Linked DNA regions of Homo sapiens: region 2 is linked to region 1. The links are chromatin loops, found by intact Hi-C in ENCODE. Cell type or tissue: lower leg skin. All regions are shown on one strand. Region 1 overlaps DNAH9 (dynein axonemal heavy chain 9). Region 2 overlaps DNAH9 (dynein axonemal heavy chain 9).

What was found. Hi-C counts contacts between places; a loop is a spot of excess contacts. Peaks named below come from ENCODE experiments on the same cell type or tissue, not always from the same donor. Only the 100,000 strongest peaks of a DNase experiment are listed, where the experiment ranks them.
Region 2: it touches region 1 in a loop (6-fold over the local background); 1 of 110 quality-filtered maps calls a loop at or near these places.

Annotation. Positions count from the first base shown.
Region 1 is chr17:11,633,955-11,641,954 of GRCh38, reverse strand. It overlaps DNAH9 (dynein axonemal heavy chain 9), which reads right to left. Exons shown (of 69, transcript NM_001372.4): 9 at 5,171-5,321; 10 at 1,571-1,685. Among named protein-coding and RNA genes, the nearest start is that of DNAH9, 39 kb to the right of the region's middle. RefSeq lists an enhancer at 3,376-4,575. In lower leg skin, no CTCF peak of the experiment used is centred here; a DNase peak (open chromatin) is centred at 4,984.
Region 2 is chr17:11,690,444-11,698,443 of GRCh38, reverse strand. It overlaps DNAH9 (dynein axonemal heavy chain 9), which reads right to left. Exons shown (of 69, transcript NM_001372.4): 21 at 4,446-4,576; 22 at 3,997-4,123. Among named protein-coding and RNA genes, the nearest start is that of DNAH9, 96 kb to the right of the region's middle. In lower leg skin, no CTCF peak of the experiment used is centred here; no DNase peak of the experiment used is centred here.

The DNA.
Region 1 (8,000 bases):
AACAGCTCTGAAGGGCCCAAACTCCCTGGAGGACCAGCTGAGACCCCCATTGCAACTTTCTTGCAGCTCAGCAGCTCAACTTCTTTCTCTGCCCGATCTGTTTCCCCTCCCTTCCTCATGAGTGCTGTTCCTGAAAGGATCTCTATAAATTCCTGCACACACATCATAGGTCTGCTTCCTGGGAACCAGACCTGTGACAGCTGTGGCAGTCCACATTCTAGGGGCAGCCCTGGCACCCCTCCCCACCCCATTCACCTATCTTCTCCCTTCTGCCTTCTGCTGCGTGATTGAGATGCATGAGGGCTCAGATCTACTCCCCGCCAAACTTCCAGGGCTGGGGGGTCCCCGGGAAGCATTCTGGATTAGGAGCCTGGAGAATCAGGCATTTCTTCCAGTTCTTTCTTTGGCTGTCTCTAGGACCTTGGGCAAGTCACCTCCCTTCTCTCTTCATTTCCTCCATTTCTTCATCTGAAAATAAAGATCTCGCCCACACCCAAGCAGATGCTGCAAATGGGTCACCCGCTGGGCAGACCTGCCTCACAGGCATGCTTTGTTAGTTCTGCACAGAGTTTGAGAAAAAATGGAATCCTTGATCATTGGAAAATTGGATGTCCAACTCTAAAATCCAGTTTCCAGCTTATCTCCAACAGTCAGGAGATTGCTCACATTGGGTCTGCTTTTCTGCTTGGCAATGCTGGAGTGGGGTGCTGGTGGCCCCCTGCAGACCCCATCCTGGCCATCCATTTGTCTGGCCTCTGATGGTGTTGAGTCTTCCCACTTGGGCCAGACCAGAGGGTCTCTAAGGCTCTTCCTAACTCCAAAAAGCCTGTGAGTCCAATGGCCAGAGTTTGATTCTTTTCCTTCTGTTGTGTTTTCCAAAACCTGTGTGCTGTCAGCAAGATTAAGTCTTTTAGAAAGAGGTATCAGAGAAAGACTGCCTTTCCTCAGCCAGCGTCTTAAACACAACATCACAATTAGCAGCTGAGTTGCTTCTATCTCAGCTTCTAACCTCAGCTATGAAGCAAGCTGAGGGTTTCCAAACCTGGTCACCGTCAGAATCACAGGAGGAGCTTGCTGAAGGGGCAGATTCACAGCCCACACCAGATTCAGATTCAGCCAGTGACAGGTGAGGCCCTGGAATGTGCATCTTTAACAGGTTTTCCAGAGTTATCCTGATGGACAGAGACCTCATACTGCACTTGAGGAAACACTGGGCTTCATTACTTTCCAGTGGCCTCAGCAGCAAGGAGACATGATGTCAAAGGGAGACGTGTGGAAGAACTCCACAGAGCTTAAAATCCCTGGCTCACTGTCCTCCAGAAATGAATCCCCCAGAGCAAAATGAGTCAGCCAGTTACAGCACTTAACACCAAGGGCCCTGCCCTTCAGTCCAAATGCATCAATATCATGACTGTTTTGCCAATAGGTGTCTAATCCCTTGCTGGAAATGGAAAGAAAGGAAGATGATTTTCTGGCCTTCGTTAAGCAGGTTGCATTTCTACAACACTCAGATTCTAGAGCAGGAACAGCAGCCCAAGACAAGCCTGTCTTTCAGGAACACAATACTCACGGGTGTGTGATGCGTCCAAAGTTGCTGAAAGGACCCTGGATGCGCTGCCTCAGCTCCTGTGCCCAGCGGAGGCCGCCAGCCACGGTGGGCATGTTCTTGTGCACCGGGGAGAACCCTGGAGACATGGCACAGACAGACCGAAATGAGTCTAGAGCACCTCAGTCCTCTCCGCTCGGCAAACACCTCCCACCAAGTACTCCACTTTTGCCTCATTATCTCCAGACTAAAGTCACCTGGGAGCACACTGGAGTTCCTGGGGGGTTCTGTTAAAGAGGAAGAAAGAGTAACCCTGAGACGAACACTCCCAGCCTCAGGGGACCTGGGTCCCATGCCCAAGCTATTCTGATTTCATTGCTCTGGGAGGGGCCCAGCCATGAGTGTTTCAAGGAGTCTAACTCTTGTCGCCCAGGCTGGAGTGCAGTGGCGCAATCGTGGCTCACTACAACCTCTGCCTCCCAGGTTCAGGTGATTCTCCTGTCTCAGCCTCCTGAGTAGCTGGGATTTGCAGGCACCCACCACCACACGTGGCTAATTTTCGTATTTGTAGTAGAGATGGGGTTTCACCATATTGATCAGGCTGGTCTCAAACTCAGGTGATCCACCCGCCTCAATCCCCCAAAGTGCTGGGATTACAGGCGTGAGCTGCTGCACCTGGCCACAATTGAGTGTTTTTTTAAAACGCTCTCAAGATGACTCTAATTGAACAGTCAGGGTTGAAACACTCCCTTAAACAGACAACTCAATCACCCTGGGTCTCAATTTTCACATCTATAAAATGGGAATAATATCTTCCCTGCTTAATTAACTTCCAGAGTTTCTGTGAGAATTCCATAAGATGATGAATGAGGCAGGTCATGTGGATTATGGAGCCCTGGACTCGAGTCAGCACAGACTAGATATGCTTATGTTAGCCCAAGCAATGGGTTTGTCTGCTTATATTTGGTTGTCAAGATTTAACAAATGTGAGGTTTCGCTTTTTAAAGAATCTCACTTCCCAGCTTCTCTGGTAAAATGAGAAGATTAGCAAGAATCAGCTGGCATTTCTAACTAGCAACTAGAGAAGTGGCTACTTCCTTTATTTCACCGCGGGTACCACCCTTCCCTAGTGTCACCATGCTCAGTCCAGATCCATGATTTTCATTTCCTGCTTGTCCTCCATGATAGGCAAAACTCTAAGATGACCCCCAATGACCCTCACCCTTGCATAATCCTCTCCCCTTTAAGCATGGGTCAAAACTGTGGCTATGATGACAGCGTACTCCTGTGGTCATGATATGTCATACAGCAGGAGGAAGAGGACCCTGGGTGGGCCAGACCTAATCAGGTGAGGCCTTAAAAGCAGAATGTTTTCTCTGGCTGGTGGCAGGACAGGAAGGCAGAGATTTGATGCATAAGAGGATTTAACGTCCTGTTGCTGGCTTGAAGATGGAGGTGGCTACATGGTAATGAATGCAGATGGCTTCTAGTTGCAAAGAGTGGCCCTTGGCTGACAGCCAACAGGAAATGGGGACCTCACTCCTATAGTCATGAGGAACTGGATTCTACCAACAGCAAGGAGGATGGCAGTGGATTTTTCCTCTAGAGCCTCCAGATGCAAACTCAGGCTGACCAACACCTTGATTTCAGCTTTGGGATTCTCTCTGAGTAGAGAACCCAGATGCACCATGCTGGACTCCTGACCTACAGAAGTGTGAGCTGAGGGCCAGGCGTGGTGGCTCATGCCTGTAATCCCAGCACTTTGGGAGGCTGAGGCAGGCAGATCATAAGGTCGAGAGTTCGAGATCAGCCTGACCAACATGGTGAAACCCTGACTCTACTAAAAATACAAAAAAATTAGCCGGGCCTCGTGGCAGGCACCTGTAATCCCAGCTACTCTGGAAGCTGAGGCAGGAGAATCACTTGAACTGGGAATGCAGAGATTGCAATGAGCCGAGATCGTGCCACTGCACTCCAGTCTGGGCAATAGAGCCAGACGCCGTCTTAAAAAAAAAAAGTGTGAGCTGAAAGATGGATGGTGGTGTTTTAAGGTACTAAGGTCGTGGTCATTTGTTACCGATATAGCTTCTGGAGGCATTTGAGTTTTCAAACTCTGTATCTGACCGTAAGAAGTCATGGGGATAATCCCACATAAAGCTTGGCCAACGGATTTTCTTAGAATGACTTCCAAGTGGAGGCAACTCTTGATGACCTCACCGTGAAACCTACTTGCAAGCAGAGCAATCCTCTTACTCAGCTACTTAAAAGCCTTTGATAATTTCCCCTACCCTTGATCATGAATTCCAAATTCCCTAAGGCGGCACACTGAGCACTTCCCAAGCTGACCTCAAATGCCATGGCCGAATGAATGTCTTCTGCACACCTTGTTTGGCTACAGGCAGACCCAGCTGATCACATTCCATATCCTCTCATATCTGCTTTGAAGGCCTTTGTCTCCTCTGCTTTACTGTTGATCTCCCAACTTTTAGGGCTCAGCTCAAGACTACCTTTTCCATAAGCCTGCCCTCGAATCTCCCACTCACGATGCATCTTGTCTTGTTAAGCCTGCCCTCGAATCTCCCATCCACAATGCATCTTTGCTTGGGGAGGAAGGAAGAGTTACAGTCTCTTCTTCTTTATTTTCTTTTCATAATAAGAAGTTCATAATTTATTTCATCCAAATGGCATCATTTTTCAGATGTCAGAGGCCATTCAGTCCAATAACGACTTATTGAGCACCCACTATGTGCAAAGCGCTGTGCGACTGACTATAGGAATGTATTTTATTTCTTTCTTATTTATTTTATTTTTAGAGACAGGGTCTGGCTCTGTCACCCAGGCTGGGGTGCAGTGGCAGGGTCATAGCTCCTGCAGCCTCGAACTCCTGAACTCAAGCGATCCTCCCACCTCAGCCTCCTGAGATACTAGGACTAGGGGTTCGCACCATCGCTTCCAGCTTGTTACCATTCTTTACAACTCAAGCCGAGCAGCACTCAACATTCTATAAAGAACCAGCCTTTTGTATTCATTATTTATTTTATCCCTTACCTTGACTTGCCACAGTATACAGGACCCACAGGCATGCTTGGCATGTAGTAAGGACTCAATAAATGTACGTAAAACTGAAATGCATTTGTTTTGACACGCAGCATCATAATAAAAATGGAGACATCACGCCTTGGCATGGTACTGCCCTTTGGAGGGCTCCTGCTGGTTCCTCCCACCAGAAGCATGGTTGCTATGGCATTGGAAGGCATAAGAAACTTTTCTCAGGCGTGTAAACATTTATTTTCGAATGGAGGCGTGTTGAAGATTAGTCAGTGTAGCAACACTGATCAAGGGTCAACTCATCCATAATGCCAAGGTCTCAGCTGAACAGAAGCAGTGAAGACTGTACCACGCTGGGTCAGCCTGCCAATCTCAGCCCCAGAAACAGGGAAAGCCGTAGTTCAGAGAGCTCCCCAGTCACCCAAGGTGGTCTGGAATTTCAAGCAAGAAGGTTGTGCTTGCTCTTTTTTGAGAATGTATGGATCCATACATGGACATTTAACAAATACAAGAGGAATGAGTTGCTTCTTTCCAGTAACAGAATGTCCCCATCAAAATCCCCTTTAACAAGCCTACCAAGTTCTGCTTCCTCCTGGACGTGCTGACTGTAGATCATCCTCACTGCATCCAGATCTTTGTTGAACATTTGGATGAGGACCAGGTATTTATCAGATGTATCCCTCGCTACCAGCGGTCTTTCAAGGAGGTTTCCTGCTATGTCTAGCAGCTGTAGGGAAGGTGGAGGAAAAAGAGGAAAAAAATCACAGATTAAACCTTTCCATGGTTATACAAATCCAGTGTTCTGGTTTTCCTTTATATGCCTACCAATGTAAGAAGAGTGAACAGTGTTATTGTGGAGCTGGACCTGTAATTATTCATATGTGGATGATATTCATAGTCTTTCTCTTCTCCTTTGCTTCTAACAGAAAATTCCTGTCTGCCGAGTTACTCACCCCCAGCTCTACTTGGCATAAGAATCTGGATAAACCAATAAACAAAGGGATAACTAAAGATCCCAGCAAGGTTAAGCTGAACTACATAATTAAGACCTGGAACAGGCCAGGCGCGGTGGCTCATGCCTGTAATTTCAGCACTTTGGGAGGCCCAGGTGGGTGGATCACGAGGTCAGGAGTTCAAGACCAGCCTGGCCAAGTTGGTGAAACCCCGTCTCTACTAAAAATACAAAAATTAGCTGGGTGTGGTGGCGGGTGCCTGTAATCCCAGCTACTCAGGAGGCTGAGGCAGGGAATTGCCTGAATCTGGGAGGCGGAGTTTGCAGTGAGCCAAGATGCCAAGATCGTGCCATTGCACTCCAGCCTGGGCGACAGAGTGAGACTCTGTCAAAAAAAAACCAAACAAACAAATAAACAAACAAAAAAAACAAAACCTAGAACAGAAAGAAGGTAATGATGGAAAAGAAAAAGAAGCTAAGTTGGCTGGATGTTGGGGAGAATTTGAAGGGCAAAAATTTGAGAATGGGAACAAGGAAATAGTTTCTGAGAGCAGGTGCCGTGAGAATGGCAGTGATGCTGACCTTTCTCTGAAGATGTGTTCCTGTGCATTCAGACTGCCCTAACCCCTCAGTGTTTCATGGAGCAGCAAAATCAAGATGTGAAATGCTTTTAATTACTTTCTGGCTCCTAGACTGTGTTTCTTCCATTGTGATGCTTTTCTGAGATGAGGCCATGTAGGACTCCAGTTATATTTAGGATATACCAATACACTGCTTCTAAACGTGCCTTCCATGATAACCTCTCATCTCCACCTAGCACTTGAAGTCAGAGGGTGACGAAGTACAGCAGTGGGCAGCCAAATCTGCCCAAAACTGCTCAGTGCATGGTTTTTGCATTTCAAAAGAGAATTAAAAAAATTGAAAAGAGGGCCGGGCACTCTGGCTCATGCCTATAATCCCAGTACTTTGGAAGGACGAGGCAGGCACATCACTTGAGGCCAGGAGTTCAAGACCAGCCTGGCCAACATGGCAAAACCCGTCTCTACTAAAAAAAAAAAAAAAAAAAAAAAAAAAATTAGCGAGTCATGGTGGCGTGTGCCTGTAATCCCAGCTACTCGAGAAGCTGAGGCATGAGAATCACTTGAACCCAGAAGGCATAGGTTGCAGTGAGTTGAGATCGCACCACTGCACTCCAGCCTAGGCAACAGAGCAAGACTCTGTCTCAAAAATAAATAAATAAAAATAATAAATAATAAAATGAAAAAGAGTGTGTGACAGAAAACACATGTACCCATAGTCTAAAATATTTATTCTCTGACCTTTTGTAGAAAAAAATGTGGAACCCTTGCTTTAAGTCAACGAACATGAGAAACACGATATAAAATTACATCCACATGTCCTAAAACTGGAAGCTGAACAGTCTGCATTTGTCTAAGACCTTATGCTCTTTATCCTACCTCCTTATTTCAGGTTGGGCCATTTTTTTGCTTCACTGGCATCCCAATCCTGGAGGGAGTGCAAGCTCTAGGAGCTGATTGGCATCAGCTCACAATCTTAGATGGCTCCTAGAAGTCTGAGGCATCCAGGCCATGTTATGCAGAATGACCAGGTATGGAGAAAAGCCAAATATGGGGTCCTTGGCCAGATGTTTTCCAGGTCTGACAGTTTGACTGGATTTCCTTAATGATTCCAAGGCACTCTAAGGACTCTGTAAAGGTGCTAAAAAGCCTTCCATTGGGGAGGATCTAGGGTCACACTTTCTTTCACAAAACAATCACCCAGATCTCTGGAGACAGTAAAAAGTAGCTCTGCCTCAATGGAAGCATAAGAGAGCAGACTTTTCCGAGTTCTGTGGCTCCCATCTTCTGTTGAGGAAGTACAGGTGTGTGCACAGAGGGACCACCATGGCCAACCTGCACCGTCTGTTCACAGTCCTTGGCCTGGATGTACTCATGGATTCATGTCCACTGAGGGGCCACCTAGTAGTTGGATGATCTTACAGCAGCAACAGGGGATCTAGAGTCAGGTACTCTCTCTGGTCCCTACTCCCCAGCCTTGAAAATGTTCTTCTCTGCATGAGCTTATGTCAATTGGAGATTTTGCTTTTGCTTGGGGATGAAGGAAGGGTTTTAGTTTCTTGTTGGTGAGATCACCAAAAAGAGAGAAACAAAGTAGGCAGAAGGGATCGGAGGGTTATGGTTTTCCTACTAGTTCCCAAGGCCTGGGCTGGAAGCTCAGCTGAGAAGAAGAGTCAAGGTCAGAAGATAAATAATCTGCTTTTATGAGCCCTCTGAAACTCTGGGTACAAGCAGTGCTGCTTCAGTAGAGGGAAGGTCTCCCTCTACTTCTGTCCAGAACCCATAAAATTTCAAGGATTGGAATTCTGGAACCCAAAGAGGCATGCCCTTGGCACACACAGACATGTTTTCATGGTGGGGACCATCAGAAGAAAAG
Region 2 (8,000 bases), 56 kb before region 1:
AAAAGGAGAAAACAGGACTCAAGAGGGCAAAGAAGAGCATATATATATATAAAATATATAATGTATCTATGTTATTTTATATATAATATATAATTAGTATGTATAATATAGAATATTAATATATTATTATTTTCTATCTAATCTAATATATAATTATTAATATATAATATATTATATAATTATTATATATTAATATATTATATAATATATTGCTATTATATTAATATAATTATATTATTAATATATTATTATATTAATATAATAATATATTAATATAATAATATATTAATAATATAATACTAATATATAATTATATATTATATATAGCTAAATTTTATATAGGTATATATACTATATATGCTATAAAGTAACATTATATATAATTTTATATATAATTTTTTTAACCTTTATACATAATTATATATAACTTTACATAAAATTGTATATAACATTTTTTAAACCTTTAATAATGGAAACAAATCAATTTGTGAACCATCACCTTGTTTTTCTTTCAATTACATTAAAGAAACATGAAGTCTATAAAACGTGGTGAAAGATGAGTTGGCAGAGGTAGAGAAATAAAGTAAGGAGACTAACAATGACAGAGTACAGTTTATAGCAGTATTAGCAACACTAAAGTGCAGAATTGACACAAAAAATTAAATATGGTGGAAGAGCTTGAGAAACTTACTGATAAATGCCAAGGAAGAGGACTAAGAGATAAAAATACGATGAAAGAGAAGGTAATGTATATAGCATGTATAAAGTGGAATCTCAGCTTACGGAAGTATGATAAACCTGAATGAAAAAATATACAGATAAATGGGATAGATGTATTATTTAAAAACATGCTAGAAGAAGACTTTTTCAAGATCATAAAAGCACTCGTTTTCAGATAGGACAAAATCTCATCATGTTTTAGGGATAAATTAACAAAACAAGTATATAAGCATACAAATTTTTAGAAATTAATTTAAATTTTATTCTCTATAGGGACCTAGATAGAAAGAAATTAGGCTATCTAGAAATTTTTTTTAAAGCAGGCAGGCCTCAGATGACTTCTTTGTAACAACAAACAGCAGAGTGATATCTGCATGGATTGAGAGGTGATCACTGTGACTCATGAATTCTAACCCTAACCATTCACTTGCTCACATGTGAAATGACAGAGTCACAGATATAGAAGGAATTAGGATGTATTCCACCATGCTTCACCTCTTAGGGTGTGGGGAATACTCAAAAATGTACTCAAATAAGAAATGAATCAAAATAAATATTTAAGAATGAGGCCTATTCTGGTGGCTCATGCCTATAATCCCAACACTGTGGGAGGCCAAGACGGGAGGATCACTTGAAGCCAGGAGTTCAAAATCAGCAAGACCCCGTCTCTACAAAGAATTTTAAAAAATTAGCTGGGTGTGGTGGCTCATGCCTGTAGTTCCAGCTACTCTGGAGCCTGAGGTGGGAGGACCCTTGAGCACAAGAGTTTGAGGCTGCAGTGAGCTATGATCATGCCACTGCACTCCAGCCTGGGTGACAGAGCAAGATCCAACCTTAAAAAAAAATTAATTAATTTTTAAAAAGAATGAGATATAAAAAAATCTGGCAGTGATCTGAACACAGAATGAATAAAAATACAGTTATAATACAGAATGCTAATGCATTAATAATAAATATTTCAACACCACCACACCTGGACTACTTTGGAAATATTTTCATCTATAGGAAAAAAAGAACTGCTATAACTATCAGGGATAATCTCTCTTTAGTACTTGCTTCTTATCAACAAATCAAAACCTAATTTCACTAAGTTAGAAAGGGTAGGTCAAAGACAAAACAACTTATGCATGTTTTCATCCTTTGGCTCTGTTTGAGAAGCTCTTGTCTGCTGCTTGTGGTGAAGCAAAAGGGTGGAAACTTGGCAATATCTAACAAGACTACATATGTATCCACCCTTTGAGCCGGGAATCTCACTTTTAGGAGTTTACCTGGAAGACAGATGGCCAACAATACAAAGTCCAAGGTTATTCAATGCCACATTCTTTGTAATTACAAAATATAATAAATAACCTATGGCCAAACTGTGGTATATCAATCCATGGAGTATGATGCAAATATTAAAAAATGAGGGAGATATCTTTGACTTGATATGGAGTGATTTCCAAGCTATGTAGCTAAGTAGAAAAAAGCAAAGTGCAAACAGGTAGGCGTAGCATGCTACCTTTTGTGTATGAAAGAAGGGGAAATTAGAAACTGTACATGCATGAATGTAAATGTGCATTTGCTTATTTTTGTAAAGATAGACATAGGAAAGCTAACCCAGAAATTAATGAAATTGGTTACCTATAGTGGGTGGAACAGACGTGGTTATGGCATGAAAGGAACAGAGGAGGCAAGGATACATCTCTGAGTATATACATATCTTTTTGCATAGTTTGACTTTTGGAATCCTATCAGTGTCATACATATTCAAACAATCAAATAAACATGTATGGGAAAAACCCTAAAACTGAAAGCAAAAAGAAGCAAATGAGCCCAACTATTCTTTAAATGAATAACAAAATCACATGAGGAAAAAGAACTCATCCAAGCATTTTGAGACCCAGACAATGTTGAGAGCAGAAGTTCTCATAGTGTAGTCCCTAGACCAGCAGCATATTGGGAAAATTCTTAGAAATGCAAATTCTCCAGCTCTACCCAGACGTAGTGAATCAGAAACAGTGGGAGTGGGACCGAGGAATCTGTACTTCGACAAGCCTTCCAAGTGATTCTGATGCACTCCCAAATTTCAGAACCAGTGTCTGTAGCTCCAAATACCAACACTGCTTCAATTAGTTACTTTAATACTCAAAAAACCTTCGAACACAGCAGGTTTCTTCTGTTTTACAGATAAGGAAAGTTTGTTGCTAAGAAGTCACATGTCCAAGACTCTATGGCTAGTAACTGTCTAGAACCAGAAGCCAGAACCCCACATTTTGGGCTTCTCATATATGCTTTTGCCAATAAGCCTTACCTCCATATTCAGTTAACATAACTTCCAATCTTATCTCCCTATAGAAATTTTAGCTATCGAGTTTGGCCAGTATTTCCTGGATCTTTCTTCAGAATCAGATTGAAGGCATTCTCTGCCAAGCCTCAACTCCTTCCACCTTTGCCATCCTCAAAGTTTCTCAGTTCTTTGTTAGAGATTAGCCTCTGATGGGCCAGAGGGCATGCTGAGCAGCAATACTGATGGGGATTAAGAAAGCTCCGAGGTGGCCGGGTGCAGTGGCTCACAGTTGTAATCCCAGCACTTTGGGAGGCTGAGATGGGCAGATCACGAGGTCAGGAGATCAAGACCACCCTGGCCAACATGGTGAAACCCCGTCTCTACTAAAATACAAAAAAAATCAGTCGGCATGGTGGCATGCACCTGTGGTCCCAGCTACGCGGGAGGCTGAGGCAGGGGGATGGCTTGAACCCAGGAGGCGGAGGTTGCAGTGAGCCAAGATCGTGCCACTGACTCCAGTCTGGGCGACAGAGCAAGAATCCATCTGAAAGAAAGAAAGAAAGAAAGAAAGAAAGAAAGAAAGAAGGAAGGAAGGAAGGAAGGAAGGAAGGAAGGAAAGAAAGAAAGAAAGAAAGAAAGAAAGAAAGAAAGAAAGAAAGAAAGAAAGAAAGAAAGAAGGAAGGAAGGAAGGAAGGAAGGAAGGAAAGAAAGAAAGAAAGAAAGAGAAAGAGAGAGAGAGAGAGAGAGAGAGAGAAAGCGAGAAAGCGAGAAAGCGAGAAAGCGAGAAAGCGAGAAAGCGAGAAAGCGAGAAAGCAAGAAAGCAAGAAAGCAAGAAAGCAAGAAAGCAAGAAAGCTCCGAGGTATGTGATGATGCTGGGGGCAACACAGACAGGTCTGAAGTACAGAACCTGCCAGAGAGAAGAGGCATGATGGGGAGCCAGAAACTGCCTCCTGCTGGGCACCCCTCAGCCCTCCTAGACCTTTCTGCAGATGCTCCTCCAGCTTACCTGTTGTGGAGCTGTGCCGTTGGAAAGGATGTCTAACAGATCGGAGGAGGAGAGAAAGTAAAACCGCGGGAAGGCAAGCCTCTTGGTGTCGAGGTACTCTGCCAGGGCCTTCTCACACAGGCACAATCTGAGGGCACAGAACATAGAATTTCCCAGTTAAGAATGTCTAGACCCATGGATACACATACATTACTTAAATGTATGTATATGCAATAGACGGAACATATGCATTAGCACAAGAAACACTTAGAGATATTTGCAAAGATATACATGGATGTGTCTACCTTGGCGTCAACACCTCTAATAATGCCCCATGCTACCCAAACACACAGGCAAAGAAAGGGACATGCAAGGCACCCATACTCACTTCTGCCCACTGGTCTCAGAGACGATGGGGAAAAGGAAATGATGCCTTCTTATTAGAGAAGGGGTAATGGGCGGACCCTCACCTGCCCTGAATATCCTCCAGCTTTTCATACAGGCCTGGCTTGTTGGTGGTTTGCACTACATTTGGAATTTTCTGGGCATCATAAGCTAGCTCTTTAAAGTCAATGTCGATGCCTTCAAACCTTTTAGAATCCTGCAAATAAAAATGTGGAAGCAATTAACCACCACTCCACTCAGTTCCTAGAAGCTCCCTCCATGGAGCCAGTTAGAAGCAGAAACTTGTTCCTGGGTTGTCAAATACAGAGAATAGACTCAACGAAGGAAACACCCTTAGTTTAAGCTGCATTCAGCTTAGAACCCATTTACATTTTCAAAAATTGTTTAGGAGTCCAAAGAGCTTTTGTTTATGTAGGTACTATCTATCATATCTTTCAATATTTTCTGTACCAGAGGCTAAAGCTTTTTTAAAAAGAAATTTCTAAAATATTCATTAATGCATTTAGACCGGGCGCCGTGGCTCACACCTGTAATCCCAGCACTTTCGGAGGCTGACGCGGGCGGATGGTTTGAGGCCAGGAGTTTGAGACCAGCCTGGCCAACATGGTGAAACCCTGTCTCAACTAAAAATAGAAAAATTAGCTGGGCTGGGCTTGGTGGTGCAGGCCTGTAATCTCAGCTACTACTCGGGAGGCTGAGGCATGACAATCGCTTGAACCTGGAGGGTGGAGGGTGCGGTTGCAGAGAGCCAAGATCGTGCCACTGTACTCCAGCCTGGACGACAGAGGGAGACTTTGTCTCAAAAAAAAAAAAAAAAAAAAAAAAAGGGCATTTTAAAAGTAGCAATAATAAGCTGGGCGCGGTGGCTCACACCTGTAATCCCAGCACTTTGGGAGGCAGAGGCGGGTGGATCACAAGGTCAGGAGTTTGAGACCAGCCTGACCAACATGGTGAAACCCCGTCTCTACTAAAGATACAAAAAAAAAAAAAAAAAGCCGGTCATGGTGGTGTGTGCCTGTCATCTCAGCTACTCAGGAGGCTGAGGCAGGAGAATCGCTCGAAACCGGGAGGCGGAGGTTGTATTGAGCCGAGACCGTGCCACTGCACTCCAGCCTGGGTGACAAAGCGAGACTCCATCTCAACGACAATAACAAAAGTAACAATAATAAACCCATTATGTCAGCATAAATAAAATACTTAAGTATATTTTCCAAAACCAAAAATAACAGTTGAAAATGGGGCATCATTTCACTTTTTGTCAAATCTCTACAATATCTGACTTAACAGAAAACTGCTTCTGTATCAATTTATTATGATATCACATGTCATCTGACCTCTGGAGAACCCCACTGTACACTCATGGAAGAATGAGAGAAAAAAAAAAGGCGGATAACATCTTAATGTGATTATTAAGATAATTTTGACCTTGAGGACTCCCTGAAGAGGTCTCAGAGACCATCCCAAGCCCCAGGTATACAACACTTGATTCGTAAGTAGATAGTGGATCTAACGTTCTTTCTGGACCCCTGCAAAAGTTTATATAACCAAAATGAATTTTCCCTCAGCAAATATACTCCTTTGATGTCAAAAGTAATCCGTTGTCAACATTTTTCCCAGACATACACACTCACAGTATCATTGAAATGATTGACAGACTAATATATGCAATTAGCTTCAGCCAAATACATGGCACCTGGTGAGGTGGTAGAGCTTGTGGTATTATTATTACATAACAACAATCATAATGGTATGTGCCATGTGAATTGTTTTAATGAAGACTCTGGAATAGATACTAGTATTAGTCCCAGTTTACACACAGGGAAACCAAGGCATTGAGAGGTTAAGTGTCCTGCCCAAGGTCCCACAGCTGCAAGTGAGAGAATGAGGACTCAAGCCCAGGCCTGCCATTCCTTCCCTCTGTGATCCTGCCCCTTGCCCAAGAAGACCTAAAAACAAGAGGGTAGGCTGGGCACAGTGGCTCAAGCCTGTAATCCAGCACTTTGGGAGGCTGAGGCGGGCAGATCACGAGGTCAGGAGTTCGAGACCAGCCTGGCCAACATGGTGAAACCTCGTCTCTACTAAAAATACAAAAATTAGCTGGGCGTGGTGGCACTCATCTGTAATCCCAGCTACTCAGGAGGCTGAGGCAGGAGGATCACTTGAACCCAGGAGGCAGAGGTTGCAGTGAGCCGAGATCGCACCACTACACTCCAGCCTGGGTGACAGAGCAAGACTCCGTCTCAAAACAAAAACAAAAACAAACAAAAAAACACAAGAGGGCAAAGTAAATTATGATTCCTCAATGGGATATTTTGCTCCAATTAAAAATAAAAAAGTATCAAGGTTGCAGAAGTATCTGAAATATCTGGCATAAATGTTCAAATGAAAAAAGTTGAATAGAAAATTATAATTACACTGAGAGCAATTATGTAAAAATATGTATATACATGAACCAAAGTTGGGAGAAATTCATAATGAATGAATATAGTTACCAGTTAGGGTGTTAGAGCCTGGCTGATTTTATTACGTTTTCAAATTGTTTCTGTTTCATTGTTATTACAGGGAAAGTAAATGTGTTTACATATTTTATACACAAACCTGTGGCACTGTGTAGAGGTTAATGATACTAACTCTTCAATATTTTTAATTAAAAGTTCTCAAACATCTCCCTTAAAGTTTCTGCAAGAATCTCCACCTCTGTCCCGGCCCCCTTTTAATTAAGCCTTGTCTGCTTCAATCACTGGCATTTGAGATGAATAAAATCTGGCTTATTCAATTTGACTTAATGACAACTGCCATACAGAATTGTTTTCTATTACTTTTCACTGCAAATATACAACCTTTAATCTATAGTATTACACTAAATATGCTTTTTGGGATTAGCAGGAAAACTATGTTTGGGCAGAACGTGCTTTAATTTCTAACCAAAGCCTGGACAGCCCGTGACATTTTGGAATCAAGCTAATTTGTAAGCAAAGAACTTGCTGTACTGAAAGAATATAGAGGAAGCCTAAAGAAAAAATTTAAAAATGAATCAGAGTCCACTGAGAGAGGGGTAAGTTAATGGCACATTAATTAGAACTAATTAGAAGGGGCAATCAAACACAGGGAAGGTAATAATGAGAAGAACACATATTTTAGGGGAATCCATTGTTTGGTGTTTAGCTGACAGCTGGTAGTTGGAGCGCTGGCACAGGTCAGCGGTTTATAGAATGGCATGCTGCTGAGAAGGAACTTGAATTTGCCTGGAAACGAGACTCGCTTTCAGTGGACACTTGAATTTTAACGATCCAAGAAGCAACCTGTGAGGACCTCATTCCAAACTGCAGTAGCCAGTATTTTTTTTTAATCTTTCTTATATATACATTTTTTTTTTTCTGAATGAGGTTTTCCTTTCTTTTTCCTACCCATTGAAGGACAAACTGATTGGTGTGCATTTCACTGTCCCTCTTTTCCTCTGCCTAACTTTTGGTGGCAGGTAAGGTGAGCATCTGTGGGAAGTGCCTTTAAGTAAAGTCAAAGCAAGGAGGCAGAAAAGGAAAGAGCCTAGACAATGCAGGAACTGGGTGACCTTCCCTTCACCCTGGATCAGAGAATAGAGAGATTCTAGATTTCCTTAG